Regions from separate parts of the Mus musculus genome. Here region 1 is linked to region 2. Evidence: chromatin loops called from intact Hi-C (ENCODE). Cell type or tissue: left cerebral cortex. All regions are shown on one strand. Each heading gives the region's core, and the rest is flanking DNA. Links, peaks and the distances in the headings are about the cores only.

What was found. Hi-C counts contacts between places; a loop is a spot of excess contacts. Peaks named below come from ENCODE experiments on the same cell type or tissue, not always from the same donor. Only the 100,000 strongest peaks of a DNase experiment are listed, where the experiment ranks them.
Region 1: it touches region 2 in a loop (6-fold over the local background); 15 of 42 quality-filtered maps call a loop at or near these places.

The regions. Positions count from the first base shown.
Region 1 is chr16:42,174,001-42,183,653 of GRCm38, forward strand. Lsamp (limbic system-associated membrane protein) reads left to right here. Exons shown (of 7, transcript NM_001347236.1): 7 at 145-7,679. The coding sequence ends at 242. Among named protein-coding and RNA genes, the nearest start is that of Mir6540, 120 kb to the right of the region's middle. In left cerebral cortex, for the core only: no CTCF peak of the experiment used is centred there; a DNase peak (open chromatin) is centred at 5,097.
Region 2 is chr16:42,917,664-42,927,316 of GRCm38, forward strand. The region is part of intron 1 of Zbtb20 (zinc finger and BTB domain containing 20); the gene reads left to right. Among named protein-coding and RNA genes, the nearest start is that of Gm19522, 10 kb to the left of the region's middle. In left cerebral cortex, for the core only: no CTCF peak of the experiment used is centred there; no DNase peak of the experiment used is centred there.

The DNA of each region.
Region 1 (9,653 bases), core at 2,366-7,365, 740 kb before region 2:
AAAGATGGGTCCGCTCACGAGACATCAGTGCCAGGCCACGCCTTGCCTCCTGGCCACGCCTTGCCTCTGATGCCACCTTTATTCAACTGTCAACCCGCAGAAAATGCTCATACTCTCTCTCTCTCTCTCTCCTTTGCTCTGCAGGACCCGGGTCGGTGAGAGGAATCAACGGATCCGTCAGTCTGGCCGTACCACTGTGGCTGCTGGCAGCGTCCCTGTTCTGCCTTCTCAGCAAATGTTAATAGAATAAAAATTTAAAAATAATTACAAAAACACACAAAAATGCGTCACACAGATACAGAGAGAGAGAGAAAGAGTGCAAGATGGGGGGAGACTATTGTTTCACAAGATTGTGTGTTTATAAATGAAGGGGGAATATGAAAAATGAAGAAAATACAACACTAAAAACAGTTTTAAGATCCTTCAATAAAAATCTGAGTATAATTTAGGGTGGGAAAGCTTCTCCCCGAATATGTGTCTATCTTCTAAGCAAATGACTGCTGTGTAAAGATTCCATCATGCTAAGGACATCTGATGTTGTACAAATGAGACTATTCAAGAAGTACCAGGTGGCTATTAAGTCCCCCCACACTTTATCCTTCCTTCATCCATTTTCATCTGTGGGGAAAAAGAAGGTCTTGCCTTTGGTGTTTATATTTCCATAATCTTTTTATTCTGTTTTTCATTTGAGCTGATGTGTCGCCATTTTGGACTATCAACGGAAACCTGTGTTGAGCCTTTCTCAGGCTCCCCTGCCTGGATCATCTCTCTTAGCTTTTAAGAACATACCTTTTCCCCATCCAGTGTGTTCTATCCCCTCAGCTCACCCATTCCAAATATTCCCCTTTTCTCTACCCCCACCTCCCTTTTGCCCCAGCAACCCAGAACACGAGTCACGCCGCAAACTTTAGGAAGTACCATTTTCATCTTCTCCACTGTGCGCGTGCGTGTGCTCAAGTCTCTCGCTCTCACGTAGATGTACATGTGTGCGAGCGTGTATGTGTCTTTCTCTAAAGCATGCCAGGGGAATGGTCCATGTGTACATAGACCCATTGTGCTGTAGATACTGTCCTGCACTGTAGTTGTGAGGTGCGGCTGTCACGAGTTGCTGGGGGGGACGGGCTGGGTGGGAGGCCAGGAGCAGAATTCCTCCCCCTTTCATGGCCGTCACATGATATCCGTGTGCATTCAAAACCAAGCTGTGCTCCTTTCGAGGGCAGGACCCCATACCCCTCCTGGTCTCATTTTCAGAACCCAGCTGGGAGTCACTCAGAATATCACTGTACATGAAAGTGCCTACTATCAATGGGGTGAGCAGACAGGGAACAGACCCGTGGCCTGCATAATATCACCTAGGGGAGGAAGATGGTCGCTGATTTCACTCTCAGTGTGCAAGCCTGGAGAATCCATCAGTTTCATAGCTTTATAAAGGCTGAGCCCCACTGCAAAAAGGAGCCGTGTGTATTGAGCAAATCTCCAGAGACAAGTGGGTATCTGAATGGTGGCCCCTCCCCCACCAAGGGAAGAGGAGCCCAAGGTGACCCTAAGCAGACCTGCTTTGTCCCTTCACTAATCTTCAAGTAACACTGCATTTGCTCCATAATGCCCTTAATTGGAGATTGTTGGTCCAATAAAATATTGTGAATGAGACATAAAATAGACCCGAGTCTTCTGTAGAGGCTGCTAAACTTCTAATGCAAAGTATTGGTCATCACAAATTAGGAAATCCAGGCTTTGTTCTCCTTTATGGATTCTTATCCTTGAGTTCAAGGCCAACGCTTTATGGGCTTCCAGCCCCACTGCTGATGCGCGTGGCACCATTGCCCATAGAGGCCAGTCAATACCCCAAGCCAGGCCACTGGGGCACTGATTGCACTCACCTTCCCTACTCTGTTTAGACTTATCTCTGTGAGAGTCCTCTTCACACTAACACTGAAAGCTGAGCTATTTGCTTAACCATAAGGAAGGTCTGAGCAATGTGGGATGAGTCCAAGCAGCAGTATGAGCATTCCAAAGCCCGACATCATCACATCGCCAACAGAGTTGGCCTAGGGGACATCTTACAGGAAGGCTGCCTCTCTGCATGTGGTGGGTTATCTTTGCTAGAAAACCAGTGGCTACTTTCCCTTAAAACTGTATAGAAGCATCCAAAGTGATTCACCTTGAGAAAGGATGAAGGGTTATTGCTGAGGTCATAATGTGATGTTACCTTACAGAGCCATGGCACATCAAGTTTTCTAACCTTTGAAATGGCTGTCACATGATACAAAATGAAGGGAAAGAGGGAAGAATAGGAAGAAAAGGAAGGAGGGAGGAAAGAAGAAGGGAAGGAAGGAGGGAGGAAGGGGTAGAGGAGGAAAGGGGGGAGGGAAGAAAAAAGGAATTTGAGCAGAATTTTATATTTCTTCTAGCAATTACATCACTTTATAAATCTGTCACATCCTAGCTTCATGGTTTGCAGTTTTGACATGATCCAGAGGACAGACAGGGTTCAGGATGCAGAAAAGTATTTATGGATGATCAAGAGATAGGATGGGGATTCCTATCCAAGAGGGTAGCTAGTAATACATAGGGAAGGGGTGCCATATTCCAATATGATACATTGGCAATCAAGGATTCTCTAGAAGTTTAGTCCTCTTGTACTACAACTGAAGGATATGTGTTTGCCATGTTCAGAGCCCTCCACATCCTTAAGTAAAGTCTTAGAAGAGTACATGCTGGCCTAGATAGTGGGAATAAGGAAATGTGAGTTAATTCCGCATCATTTAGTATTAGTTTCCAAAAATGGATACCTGTGACATATCATAAGCTTTGATAATGCACCTGGCCTTCAGGGTCCCCATCCTATTATAAGGACAAGCTCTGGGGTTTTGTCAGAGGAATATCTCCTTTGGAAAGAATTCCTGGTCATTCCAATACCATATATTCTTTTTGTTTTATTATAATGGCCCATAGAGCGAACAGCTAACGATTCTTTTACAATGCGGTGTTTGCCCATAACTCCAGCAAGATCTGAGATTCTTTTTAAGAATGTCTCTCCTCTATGGAGAAAACCTAAGTCTCATCGTAGGCCGCATAGGTTTTAGAATGTTGCTACGTCACATGCAGAACTGAGAAACTGTTCTTTGGAGCAAGATTAGAATCACTATCAGGCCAGATGGCCTACACCAAGATGTCATACAATTGACAGAAAAATCCATCCACTGATCTCACTTGTTGGTAATCAAAGTACTGAATACAAACAAGTGATTGGAACAAATAGGTAGCATGGAGTGAAGGGGTTGCATCCATAAACCAGGAACACTCACGGATTCCATATCCTTTGCATACAAAGTGAAAGTTATGCCATTCATAAGACAAAACTTTAGCCTCAGCTTTCAGTTTAAAAAGTAGAAATTACCTTGACCTAGGGCAGGCCCCAAAGAAGGATAGCTTTCCTGGATTCTACAACTGCAGAACTGTCTGTTCTCCTTGCAGTTGGTGATCAAAACAACTTTGCCTCGTGAGAGGCACATTTTTCTTGTGACACTTAAAATCACTTTCTCCCAAAACAATGACAACTTATGGAAAAGTAGATGCGTTTTCTGTCTGGAAGGATTTCCCCTTAGCTCTTGTGTTCTCTTCCAAGACAGACAAATATTTTTCCCCTTACCATGAACTTTTTTGTTGTTTGTTTGTTAAATTCATTAGACAACTGAGGCTATTCAAAGAGACCTTATAACAATACTCGTGATTTTTTACGTTCTTGGAGGACCGAAACAAAAGTATGTTTCTCCTCCAAAGATGGACTTTACCTCCTCTGCCTACAGAAACTAAATTCCTCAGCGTGAAACTGCTTTTTAAGTCCTTTCTTCTCAGCCCACAGTCACAGGGTCCTCTCTGAGATGACTACCATGTGACATCTTTTATTGGCTAGTCTTCCTAAAGTTTTAATTTTGTTCTTTACAGGCTTTGGGTTCTTTGTGAAAAAAAATTATATGTGTGTGTATGTATTGTTTTAGATCTTATCGTTACAAATGATATATTTACAACAATGTATGTATTGTAGGAAAACTTTAGAATGATGGTTTAAACTTAAAAGGAAGAGAGATAATGAATTTGGTTTATTTTTTTAAAAAGTGCTAGGCTTCATTTAGAAAAATGTGGATGCCTTTCTGCCCACTTTGTTACTTTTTGTTTAAAGGAAATTTGCTTAAGAGACCACCTGCTATAGGATTAACCATGTCCTCATGTTTTTCTTTATTCTCACAGATTCTCAGCCTAGATTTAGTCTTGGTTCCCCTGTAAACTGCCAGTTTGTATAACAATGTAAGAGCAGTGTTACATTTGACCTAAAAAGCTATTAAAACTCTGAAGACAAACACACCAGAAAAAAATGTGAGATAGACCCCAAGTTAAGAAACACAAACCTACTTTAGGAAATCTTTCGTGCTTAAGTTATTAAAAATGTTTCTCCTCCAGAGACTTAGTCTGCCCAAGTGATGTAAATTCCCCATTATGGTTGACATCATATCTGTAAACATCTCACTAAATGTAAAATGAAGTTCGCATTTACGTGCACACCGGTGGGGAGGAACGTAAACCCCCCTCGTTTGCATTTAGCTCTGCTGCTCAAATGTCACCAAGTGAACCTCAAGAAGGAATTTGGTTTTGCTCCCAGTGTATAGCACATTCTTCTTGGTGAGGTGGCTGGCGTTAAGCTTAGGTTTAGATTTAGCATTCACGCCAGTGGAATGTTTATGGATATTGTAGAAAACTTATTTTTAAAATCCTGATTTCTCGTCAGCGCATTTGCATACTGTGCTGATTAATAAATTAGGCACCAATCATGTGTAAATCAATGTAAATCACTAGTTTATGTACATAATATAAACTATGTAAACTTCATTTTTCATGCAGAGCCCAAGTTCAGCTAAACCTATAAATCTTAAAGAAAAAGAAGTCAAAATAAGAAGAACAAAACCCAAAGCTCTTTGTAGGTCAGTGGACTTAGAAGCAAGCCTGACATGGTTACAAATGTGTTGCCTTAGCCAAAGGAAGCAGACACTCAGAACACTTAGACGCTCTTCTAGCCAAGGTCAGCTGGCTTTCTTTGCTCCTTCTCCCTCAGTGGAGATTCTCCAGCCTGACCCAACCAACCCTAGGCAAACGGAAAGAAAGAGGACTAGGATAGCAGGGACTCCTGGGCCTGGGTTACTGGTTTCTTGCCAGCTAATACATATTATATTGTGTCTTTATTTAAATCGCTCCAACAGATTCACCAGTACTTACATGAACAGATTATTACACACTCCCCATTTTTTGGACTGTTTTACACTTAACCAGACTCAGCAAATATCTTTGTCATCCTAATTTGAAATATGTTATATCCTTGAGAAATATTTTGCTGAATCTCCCTGTATCATTATTATCATCATCATTATTATTATTATCATCATTATCCCTGGCAGCCTTGTGGATCTACAGGCCAATGGATTAAAAGTAAGGTACAAAGTCATTTGAATGAAAATGTCACTCCCAGGTGTATCTGCTGATTTAACAGTGTCCCATAGACCTTTACTTTATTTAATCAGAACGACTGACAGACTCATCAAGAGAGATGATATGAATGTCATACCAGACTATTGTAGGAAGAGATTTCACACTGAGGCTTACATTCATCTACCAAGGACAAAGGGCATCTGTAACATGAAAGGTGTATCAGGATTGGAGCCAAGAAAATGGGGCTGTTGCTTTGGGTCTCGCCACACAAAAAGCTGTGAGATGCTGACACAGGCAAGTTAATTCCAGTTCCTGAGTTTTTAGTTTTCTCATCTGGAAAGTCAAGAATTCAAAGGACACTTCATGGTCTCTCCCACCTCTAAACCTTCTGATTCTGACTATGAATTAAAATTCATTAAATGCTGCCACCCACGAAGAGCTATTTGCTGGTCTCTGGTTTTCTCTAAACCCACCCCCCTCTGTCTCCACAACATAGCACCTTCTAGAACCACAGGGGCTCTGGACCAGTTCTGTATCTCTTTTCTGAGAAAATTTCTTAGAGATACAGAGGAAAGGCATTTTCATATTAAAGCGAGGGCACCAAAATAGCTGAGGTGGCTGCCTTGTTCGTAATATTGGGAAATGTAACAGTTGAACTGTAGCCTAATAGCCTTTCATGGGTAGGAAAATGGCCAGATCGGGCATTATGTACGTAACAAATGAGGAAGTTGCACATGTGAGAGGAAATATCAGCTTTCTCTTATCCTTGGCCAAGTGCTTCATTATGGTAAATGTGTGTCACTGGGCGTTGTCAGCTGGTCCCAAGCAAGTTCAAAAAAGGCTGTTTTGTGAAAAACAGGCAAGAGAAGGGGTTTCTTACAGACGTTTCTTGAGACTTGACTAATAAATAGACTGTGAGATTGACCAAGTGGTTACAGAGGGGCCTCTTTTTATTTTTTTATTTTTTTTAACAGCTTGAATTGGTATAGTTTAAAGCAGCCATGAGTGAAACAGGACAAAAAAGCCTATCTGGGAGGCAGGGTTAAAAGAGAGTGAGAGATGTAAAAGCTAAAACCAAATGTGAAAGTTAAGTTTCCGGAGCAGTAACGGAGGGATTGTTCTGTTGGGCCACATCCTGAGCCGACTCAGCGCAGGTCCACTTGTGAGTCCCACTCTGTCTTCACCATTCAGCTCAACACCTTGTCCGGTCACCTTTTTTTCATGAATCTTCCCAAAGAGCACAAAGAATAGGGCTCTCCTGGACACCGAGGAGCAGAGTTCACTCATCACCACCTCCGGCGTTAGGTATCACTGTTTATATGAGGATGCGCAGTGGGTTTACGGTACTCTGGACACTCTGTAAGGGGAGAGAGACCCGCCCACCCAACACCTCCCCAGTCCCATCGATCCTTCCTAGGCACAGCTTTTTGGATGGTGCTCGTGAGTCCACCCGACAGCTACATTCTTCCCAACACAACCCCCCCTGTGTAATATCTAGGCACGGTAAAAATCTGCTTCTTGCAATTGAAGAAAATCCACGGAGCTAGCTTCCTGGCGTACCACAGCAACCCTCGCCACCCGTCAGGAGCCTCTTTTGAACTCCCTTACCTAAGTCTTTGCTCTTCACCTGAGCATGAACACGGTTCATCCTGGTGAACTTCGGCCACGTTCTGCTCCATAAGTATTTGCTGGGGGGGGGGGGGGGGGGCTAAAGGGAGGAAATAAAAAGGGGAGGGAAGGATACCTCCCACTTCTCCCCAGCCCTGCTTCACCCTCCCTTTCCATTTGCTCTCCTGGAGGTTGTATAAATCCTGTTCTTGGTTAGACGTCTCCTCATTAACAGTGTTATATGCATATAAATATATATATAAAATATATTCCTTTTTTCCAGCCCTGTAGACATGAACTGATCTTCCCTTGACGATATAAAAACATGGCCATTTTCTGGTTCAGTTGATTTGTCGCTCAAGTTACTTTATTTTTGTTTATTGGGTGGATATTTTTTCCCTGAATACTAGCTCTGTGAAGGAAAGTAAAAAAGCGCAATGTGTGTAAAAAAAAATTAAAATTAAAGAAAAGCTTTTTTTTTTCTTTTTAAATGTATTTAAATTCTGGTTCTCTCTTCTGTTACTTTACACGTATGAATGCTCTGCTCTTCTGTGATCTTAAAACAAAATGAAATAAACGTGAAAAGGAGATGTGTCTTGGTTGACCTGAATCCACATGATCTTGCGGTTGGCTGCCCTGTTTCTCGAAGGCTCTGGTGAATGGCTTGGGAACCAGAGCCAATGATAGCAAACACCAAACATGGGAGAGGTAGACAAAATACTGGAAAATCGCTGCAAGCAAGGCTTTCTAACAGTGCTTCCTCTGCAGAAATGAATGCACTATTTACCATAATTGTCTTCCCTTAAGAGAAGAGGGAGAGACCCCTGATATTTTGTTTTCCTCTGTCTTCCTTTAGGGATAATGAGAAAAATATGAGTAGATTACCCAGAGGGAAGCGGCAGAGGAGGGAGGGGTCAAACAGCTCCTGAGTGAGAACTGGGGTTAGTCTTTGGGCTGTGACCTCAAGAGGGCATCTTGTCCTTTCATTAAAGTCTCCATGTCTAGAGTTCTCTTTCAGGGTTAGCTTGAATGAGACCCCCAAGTGACCTTCCAAAGTCATCTATTGTTTCTACTTATGAAAATACAGTGTGCTCTCCATCCTCAATTCAAGTGATAGTCACAGCATCTTCCCAGCATCCTTATAGCATTGCCTTGGGTCAAACAGAAGCTAGCAAGGGAAAAAGAAGAACTAGGCAGTTTACAGTTGAATAAAACCTAGGCTGGCTAATTGTTTATTGAAATGACCGAGAGAGTCCGTAGTTTGTTTTTCGGAGTTCAATCAGGTGAGAATGGATCCTAACTTTGCTCCTTCATGGGGCAATGAAGGAGTAAGCTCTTAAATGCTCAGCTCCCACAAAACGAAAAGGATCTCAGGAAAAAACAAAAACAAAAACTTGTCCTTCTGCCTTCTGGTTCAAGAAGGCAGCAGAGAGATGCAGTCTCTACATATTTAAATTTCATTTTTAAAAAAAAAATCATAAAATGTCCTCTATATTGAGTTTATCAAACTCAGGGTTAAAGATTCAGTACTCAAACAAGGATGCCTTGTTTCACACACCAGCTCGAAGTTTGGGGGGAAATGATGACCTTTAGTTGTGATCAGCTGACTGCATCGCACTGGGGGATGAGTGGTTCTGGCTGACTCTCCAGGCTCAGTAGTATGCAAGAATGACTAGAAGGACTCGGGAAAGCCTTAGCTCGGGATTTTATTATTGCAGAAGAGCACACACAGAACCAGTCAAAAGGAAGATCTGCGGAATCCTGCAGATGAAGGTACGTTGACCCTGCCCACGGTGTGAGGCACCATTCCTCTCCTCACACACGGACATATTCTCCACCAGTGAAAGTCAACTGAGTTTGGGTGTCCAAAATGTATTAAGTGTTTTGCTCCTTCTAAGAATCCATTACATATGTATGGGAGACTGCTCTCTGGACACATGCTGGAATGCAGCCTCCAACTTTCTATGGTCTAGAGGTCAGGCTGTTACTGCAACCCACAATGATACTGGCCTAATTCTAGCATGGCCATCCTCCAGATGCTCATTAAAATAAACCATCAGGTGTGCTCCAAAAGGGTCCAACATCAGTAATGAGGAAAAGAACAACTGCCTGTCACTTGAAAGACCCTAAAGACCCCAGGACCTGACAACAGGGTCCAGTCAACCTTTATTATTATTATTATTATTATTATTATTATTATTATTATTATTATCATTATTAACTTTGCACTAGCCACTTTTGCAAAAATCATTTGGAGCCTTTAAATTTTCTCAGATGATCTGAGGTTTTATTCCTTTAATCCACAGAATCATCGGGGTTTGAAAGCAAGCACCCCCTTGAATATTTGTGATCACTATAGGTTCAAAGGAAATTCTGTGATACCGCTGCCTTTACATGCACCTGTTTAAAAACAAGTTTAACACAGAGTGTGAGAACTGTGGGTTAAGAGAGTCTGTGAACCTCAACTCCTGAGGAAGGGCCTGATCTTCCACTCTTATGATCCTCTTAGACTGATGCTAAGTCTATAGTTTGAGCTTAACAATTGTCAAAGTACCATCAAATAT
Region 2 (9,653 bases), core at 2,711-7,710:
CATGTATCTTATAAAAGCTACTCCATCAGTTTTTATTGCAAACTGTGAGAATGACTGCTTTTTATTTTTTTAAGGTCTAATGTTACAATATGTTTATCCTTGCATCCAAATTCAACTTCATCAATCATATGATTCCTTAAGTAAATACAGCTGTATTTTACATGTGAAAGGCTAGTCAGTACTGCCATATATTAAAAGTTTAGTCTTGTCTTATAACCAAAACTTACGGAAGAAGGACAATACTTTTTGTTTTTCACACAGGTTACTTAATTTATCTTTACCTACAAGTCTGCATGTACAGTGATAGTCTGTCTGTGCTTCAGATGAAAACCCCTGTGTAGAATCCATTGTGACATTAGTTGACAGCTGTGTACACCAAAGTTGAGATTCAGGGTCTGTGTTTTTTTCACTACATTATATTATTTTCCCCAAATCTAATGAACCTTTATCAAATTCTCATTATGTTAAGTGGTAGTATCTAATTTTGGGAGGCATAAATGTGTGTGAGCCACTTGATATAATAGTTATTAATTAAATCATGTTAATGGAAAGAAATTCTTACTTTTCCATTGAAAATGATTTCTGGATGGAGGTAGAAATAAAATACCAACAATCAAAAGGAGCCTACATAGTTCTTCTAACTATAGTCATTGAATTCTTAAGTAGCTTTACTTATGGGATTATGAGGTATTTCCTACAAGAGAAGAAAACTAGGCTTGTAATGGTTAAGTGACTCATACATGATTGCATATTTAGTAAGGGGCAGAGCTTAGGTTAAATACGGATTCAGTCTAACATTGATAGCAAAGTTAGTTCTCTTACTATATTATCAGTGACTTTAAGTGTACTCTTTACAATCATAGTATACCCCAGAATCAAAAGGTGTCACATTTGTTAACCACAAGTCACAAAGTGCTAATAAGCTTTGTAGGATATAAGTTTATTTCTAATGCATGTCGAGTAGTCACAGTGTAAAGAAACTATGGTCTGTGTCATCTATGTTTGAAAATAACCATGATCTTATAAATCAAGATACATATATAGTTTGGGAAAGTTTTGATGACAACTTAATTCATATATTAAACATGTATGTATGTATGTATGTATGTATGTATGTATCCAGATGTAGTAACAGGAGAATGTAATCCTTTCTTTAGAAGAACTTCAATTTTGGGGATTTGGATTACATTTGAAATTCTAAGAGTGACCTTTTCCCAAATTACACTCTTTTAGGTGGTCATCTTGGGAAGAATGAAGGGTAGATCTTAAAATTAAGAAGTTTACCTACTCTTTTTTCAAATATAGAAATTAAAACATGATTTTGTAGAAAGTCAAATTTAGTAAGGGAGTATGAAATGGAAAATTTTGTCAGTAATTTATTTAAGCTCCACAGGGAAAATTCTGTAGGCTCTTTGAATATCCTAAATTTATTTTGATTTGAGACCAGCTTAAAGGGCATGTCTATCTTAAAACAGTTCTCCATTTTTCTGAGGAAAATTCCACAGGAGCTAGTAGTGGGAGGTAGTATACCAACAGTGACCCTGTTGGGGCCAAATAAGCACTTTGACATAACTCACTCCTTCCCGATCTTGAGGCCAGCGTGTGTCCTGGCTACTGGGCATGTTCAATTTTGACAGCTAATTTTATGTCTTTGCAAACACAGAAAGTCAGAAAACTCAATGGGGAGGGGAAGGTGTGACTGGTATTATGTAGATGAGGTTTTGGCTCGGAGTAAAACGTGAAAACATCTAGCCAGTATAGGCATATGGGAAGCAACTGGTTAGCCTTGCTTTGCAGGTTAGGAAGGAGAAGCCTGCATGGGTAAAATGACTAGTTACAGCTACACATGTGTTTTCAGGGTTGAGACTTGTACTGGAGCTATTTCTTCAGTGAGAACATTGCCTGGCTTGGTGCCTCTATTGATGAAGAAACTCTAACATCTCTGCAGCCTGTTTCCTCCCTCCTCTTTTCTTGCTGTTGCTGTAATATCTGAAAATTATTTTCGTGATAGTTTCAGGCTTAGGTAGACTGTCAGGTAAATTTTGAGCATGAAGGATGTTTAGAACAAGCTGATCTGTAAGGCCAGTGTGCATCCTTTTAAGCATGTGTATCTTTTATTCAGACCATATATGTAACAATCATGGGGTTAGAAATAGACATGGTGTCGAATAAGTAGAGATTGTGCTCATGGCAGAGCTCTAAATATGGAAATTGTAGTGAACATACAAGGTTTTAAAAACAGCTTCATAATCATATTACATGGAATTAGAGTAGATACATTAATTAGAACTTTAGTCTTTGAAAGGTTTATAACTTCCTTAGATATCTCCTCTGCTTGAGCCTTGTGGGAAAATTTCACCTTGGTTCCCATCTTACCTGTTGAGGTCATATCTATTAGTCAGCTTCTCACTGTTACAGTAAATAGAAAATCTGTGGATGGTGCAGTGTGTGGGCAGTAGCTTCACTTTTCCTTATAATGCCGCCTTACTGGTTTCTCTGTGCCAACTGAAACCACAACCTGAGTTTGACTTGGTCACCGGAAGCTAACCCAGTAACTGCATAGAAGAACTCAGAGGGAATGTCATCATATTCAACATGGTTTGCACACACTGCAGTAGAGTTTCCAGTCCTCTAAACTTTGGTTAGTGAATGTTTGAGTTGTTACCAAACATGAATGCAGATCAGGTAGATGGTTCTCATATTGACATACCCACAGCCATCAGAGCCTTGGATTCTATTCTAAGAATTGAAATTAATTGAGTTCAAAAACAGCCATACATTTGATTCACAAATGTGTCCTATTTGCCAATAGCACCTAGTTTCCTTATAGGTAGGGCCTGCTGACAAGTTTGTGTTTTCATATCTCAGCTATGGAGTCAGTCAGTCTCAGTGGCCTGAGGAGGCCAGTGGTGAGGGCCTGCGGCTTTGTTAGAAGCGGAGCACAGGCTTCTCACCTCCCATTTAAATTCACACCAATTGGCAGGAAGTTAAGTGTGGTTCTGTAAGAAATGGAGAATGCTTAAGCCAGAAGGAGCTAAAGTAACTAAATGACATCTTCCAAGGATTCTACGTATTTCCCACAGTTCTCATCTAGACTTCATCTTTATCAAGTTTTCAAAATAAAAGATGAAGTTGACCGCCTTAAGGAGACAGTAGCCTTAGCCTACAAACTCTAAAATTATAGGTGGTGCAGTTTGGATATTCTTGGGGACAGATAAATATGCTCTTATCTACTACAAATTAATTATTTAGTTAAAATTCTCTAGAAAAATAAGTACTGATCCCCAACAAGTTATTTAGGACATAAAAAAAGAGGTAGCAGTTCAAAATTTTCCTTATCCTGTTTTTAAAATTATGAACATAGATTTGCATGAGAGGGAGAGATTTGGTTAATTGCCATTTAAATATGCAGCTCCAGGTTTGTGGGCATCTCTGTGAGCCAGGATACAAAGACCATAGAAAAAGATTCTTGTTTGGAAATTACATTTCATGTGGCTAAAAACACTAAAGGAGTTTCTTGTTATAATAAGGTGAAAGTGGTTACCAAAGAAACAAAAGTTTCTTATCGCTTGGCCTGAGGCAAATGTGGCATATTAAGCTTAAAATGAATTCTTGTCTCAGGAGTGCACACAACTCTTATTAATGTCTTAGAAATTATGCATACATAGGAGAAAAGGAATAGCACTTTCAAGATACATTTGAGAAAGCATCTATTGGGGTCCAGATGCTGTCTAATACGTAATGTGGATACTTAAGCCTCAGTCAGATTTTGCTGTTTTTACCTCTCTTACTGGGGCTTCACATTGTGCAGAACGACTTGTTTTTGTCTTGAAAGGGCCTTTCTCTTCATGATAGTCAGGTTCCCGGGTGTCCTGAAAGAGTTAATGTAGTTTCCAAGAGTGCCCAACTTCCTTCCAGGGAGTAGTGAGTGCATGTGAGCTAGTCTGGCTCCAGGATATGTGTTCACATCCCAAAACCAATTTGGCACAACTTGAAATGTCTGCTAGGCAGAGGATTCAGTGTTGTTAGGCCACGCAATTAGTGCTTTATTTCATGAGCACCAAATTCACCCAATAGTGTTTTGTTGTAAAGAAGAGCCTGAAATTCACAATAACGGGTTTCATTTATCAGAGCCATATGGGACTCACCATCTTTGGATATATTTGTAAGGCTTTCACAAAGAAGAATCCTGAGGCATCTCAGATTTCACGGATTGGAGGGCAATCTGGATGAGGATCGTTTGTTTGGAAATGATGAACTGTCCTTTCATATGTAGCCTCCAATTTCAGTAATCCTTGAGAAGATCCAAAAAGCCAGGAAAGAGTTAAGTAAGCCTCAGCTTATTAGCTTTATTGGACAATAAAGACCATGGTTTTTATTCTTAGGTCTGGTTCAAATGCCAAGTGCACCTTTGATGTTAAAATTTGGCCACCTAATCTCTAGTTTGTGATGTGGCCTGTATGAGAGGGAAGGTGGGTTCGAAGCCTCAACATTTTTTTTTTTGTCACTTTCTGCTAGTCGGTCTTGGTCATATGTCAGTGGGTTGCCGGGAAGCTCTGAGTAAAATAGTGAACTGAAAATTTAACCATGGTACTTTTGATAGCTGATAATTCAACATTATTTCTGTGCTGCCTCTTTTCCCTGTGATCTTTAAGGGGGTGATGCAAGATGTTCCCAAAAAGTGCTAATATAAATTGATTTTTAAATAAGTTTCTTTGTTAGTAGTCTATAAACTTAGATATTTCTCATAAGATATTTCTTCTGTGATTCACTTGGCTAATACTTTTTTTTTAAGTTCCTTATTTTACTTGGCTATTGATGACTTATAAACTAATGTTTAATCATTCGTTAAATATAAATGCTTTTGAAATATAAAGTACTATTGTGTAATAATGACAACCATTAATTTTTTTATAATATTTTCAGACTTTTGAATGTTGGTTCTGTAGGTTTATTTATTTGTTGTTTGGGAGCTCTTGGTGCTGCCTTATAAATCTGGCTAAATTTGAATCTGTGCAGGTAGTTAGTAGCACTGTGACAGATGCTGTTGCCTGTATGAAACTCATATAAACTTCATAAGGGTGCTGATTTCAACCTTTAGATATGATATTGGCATTCACTTGAAATAACTTTTGTTCATTTTCAATATTATTTTATTGCACTTGCTTTTACTTTACTATTATTGAATTTATACTGAATACTTAAACACTTCACTGGTTAACAGTCTTTTTATTGGTATGTTTTAGATTTCCCAGAGAATGGTCACTGCTTTTTTTTTTTTTCAGTTATAAGCATGTTGAATAACTCAACTTTAATAAAATTTAGCATGCTCTTTATAAAAATTTCAACTCTACATTGATACTAATATACATTTTAAATACTACTTTATAAGGAGCAAGATATCTGTTCCTTTCCATTTCTTTGCTAATGTGCATTATACTGGGCAAGAACAGTACTTAGATATTTCTGACATAGCACATCTGGAGTGGGTACACATGTGCTGCTATAGGGTGTTTATTCATGCTAGGCTATGAGACTGCTGAACAATAGGTAGAAAATTGGAATTACAGAATTAAACTATAACTGCTGAAATCAACTTGAGCATTAATTGTGCTAGGTGGTTGACTGTCTTATGATCTCTCCCTTTCTCTGTTTCATTCTTAGTCAGATGTTCTCAATTTAATACCTATAATCAATGGTTAAAATTCTTAAAATTAAGCTTTATTGTTTTCTTATTTCAACAAATAATAAGTATTGTGACCAAAGCAGACAGAATTTTTCTCACTCAAAATTTTATTCTGAACTAAAAATGAACTCTTTTTGCTGATGCTTTACATGTTATATAAGGAATTCTGAAATATTTCCTTTGTGAAAGCAATGCAGGATTTGGGATAATAGTTGTCAGCAGCATCAAGGAGTTAAAAATGGTACTGACACTCAGGTTAGAAAATGTAGCTCTAGATAAATGGTCTTTGAGTGGACTTTGGATTCACTAATGAAGTATAGGCTGTGAGGAGAAGAGAGAGAAGATAGGCAGATGGGGCAAACACAGAAATGTAGATGTAGTTGTGATAATCAGAGATGCAGTCCTAGTGACTCTTCCTGATGACACAGGATGGAGGAAGAGGAGGGCAGTAGTGGATGGAGTGTATGTGTAGATGATAACATATTTGGATGCTGAGAAGACAGTGCTAAGCAAAATGGTTCTTTGTTGTTTGATGTCTGTAGTGGCCCAGCTTTCTGCATTTGATTGAGGTTCTCGGGTAGAGTTGGGTGGCTCTTGTAAATAGTGTTTATCATATACATAGGATCACAGGTCATTTGTATTACATAAAAATTTTATTTGCTTGTGATGACTTTTTGAGCCTAAGGTATAGTAGGTTTTTGTTCATATTTTATAGGCAGAATCTCTGTTGTTTTGTTCAAATGATAAGTTTGTTTACATGGGCAGATGTGTGAGGTGCATGTCCATATGGGCACATGTACGGAATGGTTACCTCTGGCTCCCAAGTCTGTTGCTTTTTTCTTCTAACTTTTGCTTTATTGCCATCCCCATCCCACTCAATAGTTTCTGGGCCGAGAAACTATTAGTTTCTGTAGCTTTATCAGTTTATGTGATTTTATTTCCTTTCGTTGTTTTGTTCTCTGAGTTTGACTTTACCTCAAGAATTAAGCCCAAATATGATGAATTTTAGTTCTCACATCCAAGGTGTTTCTATTTCTTCCTTGTCCGTTTGTCCATATGTTTGCTGATCCCTGATAGGCTGTTCAGTGAAACAGCAGTTCTCCCCCCCCCCTTGTGTGTGTGTGTGTGTGTGTGTGTGTGTGTGTGTGTGTGTGAGAGAGAGAGAGAGAGAGAGAGAGAGAGAGAGAGAGAGAGAGAGAGAGAGAGAGGGAGGGAGGAATTAGCTAATTGGTGTTAGCAGAAATATTTTCACATGTTTTATAAGCAAAGTGCAGTAAGGTATATAAATGTAGATATGATCCAGACACGCGCAAGCTCACGACTGTCACTGCTCATGCATAGGCGCTCAGAAGTAATTAATGTTAATAAGATTTTAATGTGCTTGTGAGATCATAATGAGGAGAAATGAATGCTCTGATTAGGAAAAGGTAACTGTGTGTGTGTTTTGGCTTAGAACAAGATTTCAATTTTTATAAACCGCAATTTTAGAACTTGTTTGTGATTGCATCAATTGGTTTTATTTTCAAATTAGAGGTCTGTTTAGCCATTTGAATGATTAACCAAATAAATGGGTGAAACCCTGATCATAAGGAATAGTGCAGGTTTTCATTTGTAAGGCAGTGCCACTGTGTAGTAAGGCTGTGTTGTCTTTTGCCACCTTACCAGTTTAACATCTCATAAAAACAAAAACCAAACCAAACCATACACCCTTTTCCAGAAGCCACTTGTGAGGACAATATGTAGTTTTGTAGACTGTTACCTCTCCATTCTATAGATGGCATCTATAGGATCTATAGGACCCAGAGATACAGATACCCTCCTGCCACTTGGTGGTGGGATAATTGGTTTTAGTCATATGTATGATTCTTTTCGAAGTGTTTATTTAAAAAGATACTAAATGCCCAGTGTTTTTCTTCCTAAACATAATCTTTACAAATGTTAGAGGCTTATTGCTTTTTTTTGTAAAGTATGGTATTTCAAGGTAAGCAAAGATGCTGTCTCAAAATGCACTCCAATACTACGCCGCCAGCGATGATAGACTGGCTTAAACCCAGATGTCTTAAGCACTAGGGTATTTCTTCACAATAGTGTATGAAAATGAGTATTAACAGAGATTTAGAATGCATCTGCATTTATTATTACTTTTAATGATAAGCTAATATAAATGCATTTAAGGGGCTCTGCCCCGTGGACCTTAGGAATCACATATATAGTTTATAATATAAATTATAGATAGAGCTATACCCCGGAGCTCGTGTCTCTAGCTGCATATGTATCAGAAGATGGCCTAGTCGGCCATCAGTGGAAAGAGAGGCCCATTGGTCGTTGCAAACTTTATATGCCTCAGTATAGGGGAACGCCAGGGCCAAGAAGTGGGAGTGGGTGGGTAGGGGAGTGGGTGGGGTAGGGTATGGGGGACTTTTGGGATAGCACTGGAAATGTAAATGAAGAAAATACCTAATAAAAAATATAAACATTGTTTTGAAATTTAAGAAAAAGTTTGGATCTAAATTGAGATGTACTGTAGTTGATTTTCAACTAAGTTATAGTCACAGAAGGTGTGGAGTTTTTTTTTTTTTTTATTATAGTATTTTTGCTTGGGATTTAAAAACAATAGGAAGAGGAAGTGTTAAAATTGCTTCTACCAACAACTGTGACATCTTTGCTTTTCTGACAGTTTTAAGATTTACTTTCTATTGAATTCTGAGAATGGCGATCATCTCACAAAACAGTTCTGGTAATACTGATAAGTTGAATTTTTGGATCTTATCACAGAGATGTACAATTAGTAAGTTTTCCTATTTCTCATTATGTAAAGACTTAGTTTTTTGTTTTGTTTTCTAGTGCTTACATGGTATCTTATGGTAAAATTTGTCATAGAATCAGGTACATTTCTAGGTTTTCTGTCCTAAGTTTGTTGTGTGCTGTTTTCTCATAATTGTAAATTACTATGGCTTTATAATATGTTTTAATATTTAAGGTGTTCATTCCCTTCTCCAATTCCCTCATTACTCTTCTTGTTCAGTTTTCTTGATCAGTTGTTATTCCAAATAAACACTATAATCAGCCAGAAGAACTTGTATAAAAGAAAAACAAAAATACCTTGTGAAAATTCTCATGTAATTTTAGATGTCCCTGACTTGACACAGGCACAATGATTATCTTTATGGGAGTACCATCTCTTATGCAGAAGCTGAGTTTCCTCCCATATATTTAATAACTTTTGTGTCTTTTAACTATTCTATGGTCTTTGACATAGAGATTTAAACATTTGTTATTAAGTTTCTTATATAGTCTTATGTTTTTCTCTTAACTCATTTACTTAGCTTTTTATATACTTAAAGTCCTATGAAGTGTCTTCTCTCCCATCATATTTTCTACTAGCTATGTGTTTCAACATGGAGAGACGCCTGTTTACATGTTAACTTTATGGCTTCCTACGTTACAAAATGATTTTACTTGTTTGTGGTGGCCCAGGGTAGATTTGAGGCTGATTACGGTACATAACATCTGTGAAACTATGGACAGGCTATTTTGAATGTCTAGTAATGGACATTCAAAATAGCCTGTCCATAGAACAGACGACCATCTATGAGTCACTTACAAGCAACAAAAATTTATTTGTTACAGTTTTGGAGGCTGAAAATCTAAGGCTGTAGCTAGCGTTGGCAGGTTCCAAAGAGGGCCCTCTTCCATTTTGGAGACTGCTGAATTCTCTTGTCTGCTCTCATGCCAGAAGTGAACAAACTAGCTCTTTGGGATTTCTTTTGTAAGGCACAGTTCCCACTCTTGATGACACTGACACCATGATCTCAGCTAATCATAATTATGTCCTAAAGCTCCCTCTCCAGTGTTGTCGTCTATCGGTTCAGCACCTGAATTCCTAGGGGCAGGAACGTGCAGATTGACTTCACTGCCACTGACGTGGATCCCACATTTGCAAATTATAGCGCATCAGTTTATCGAT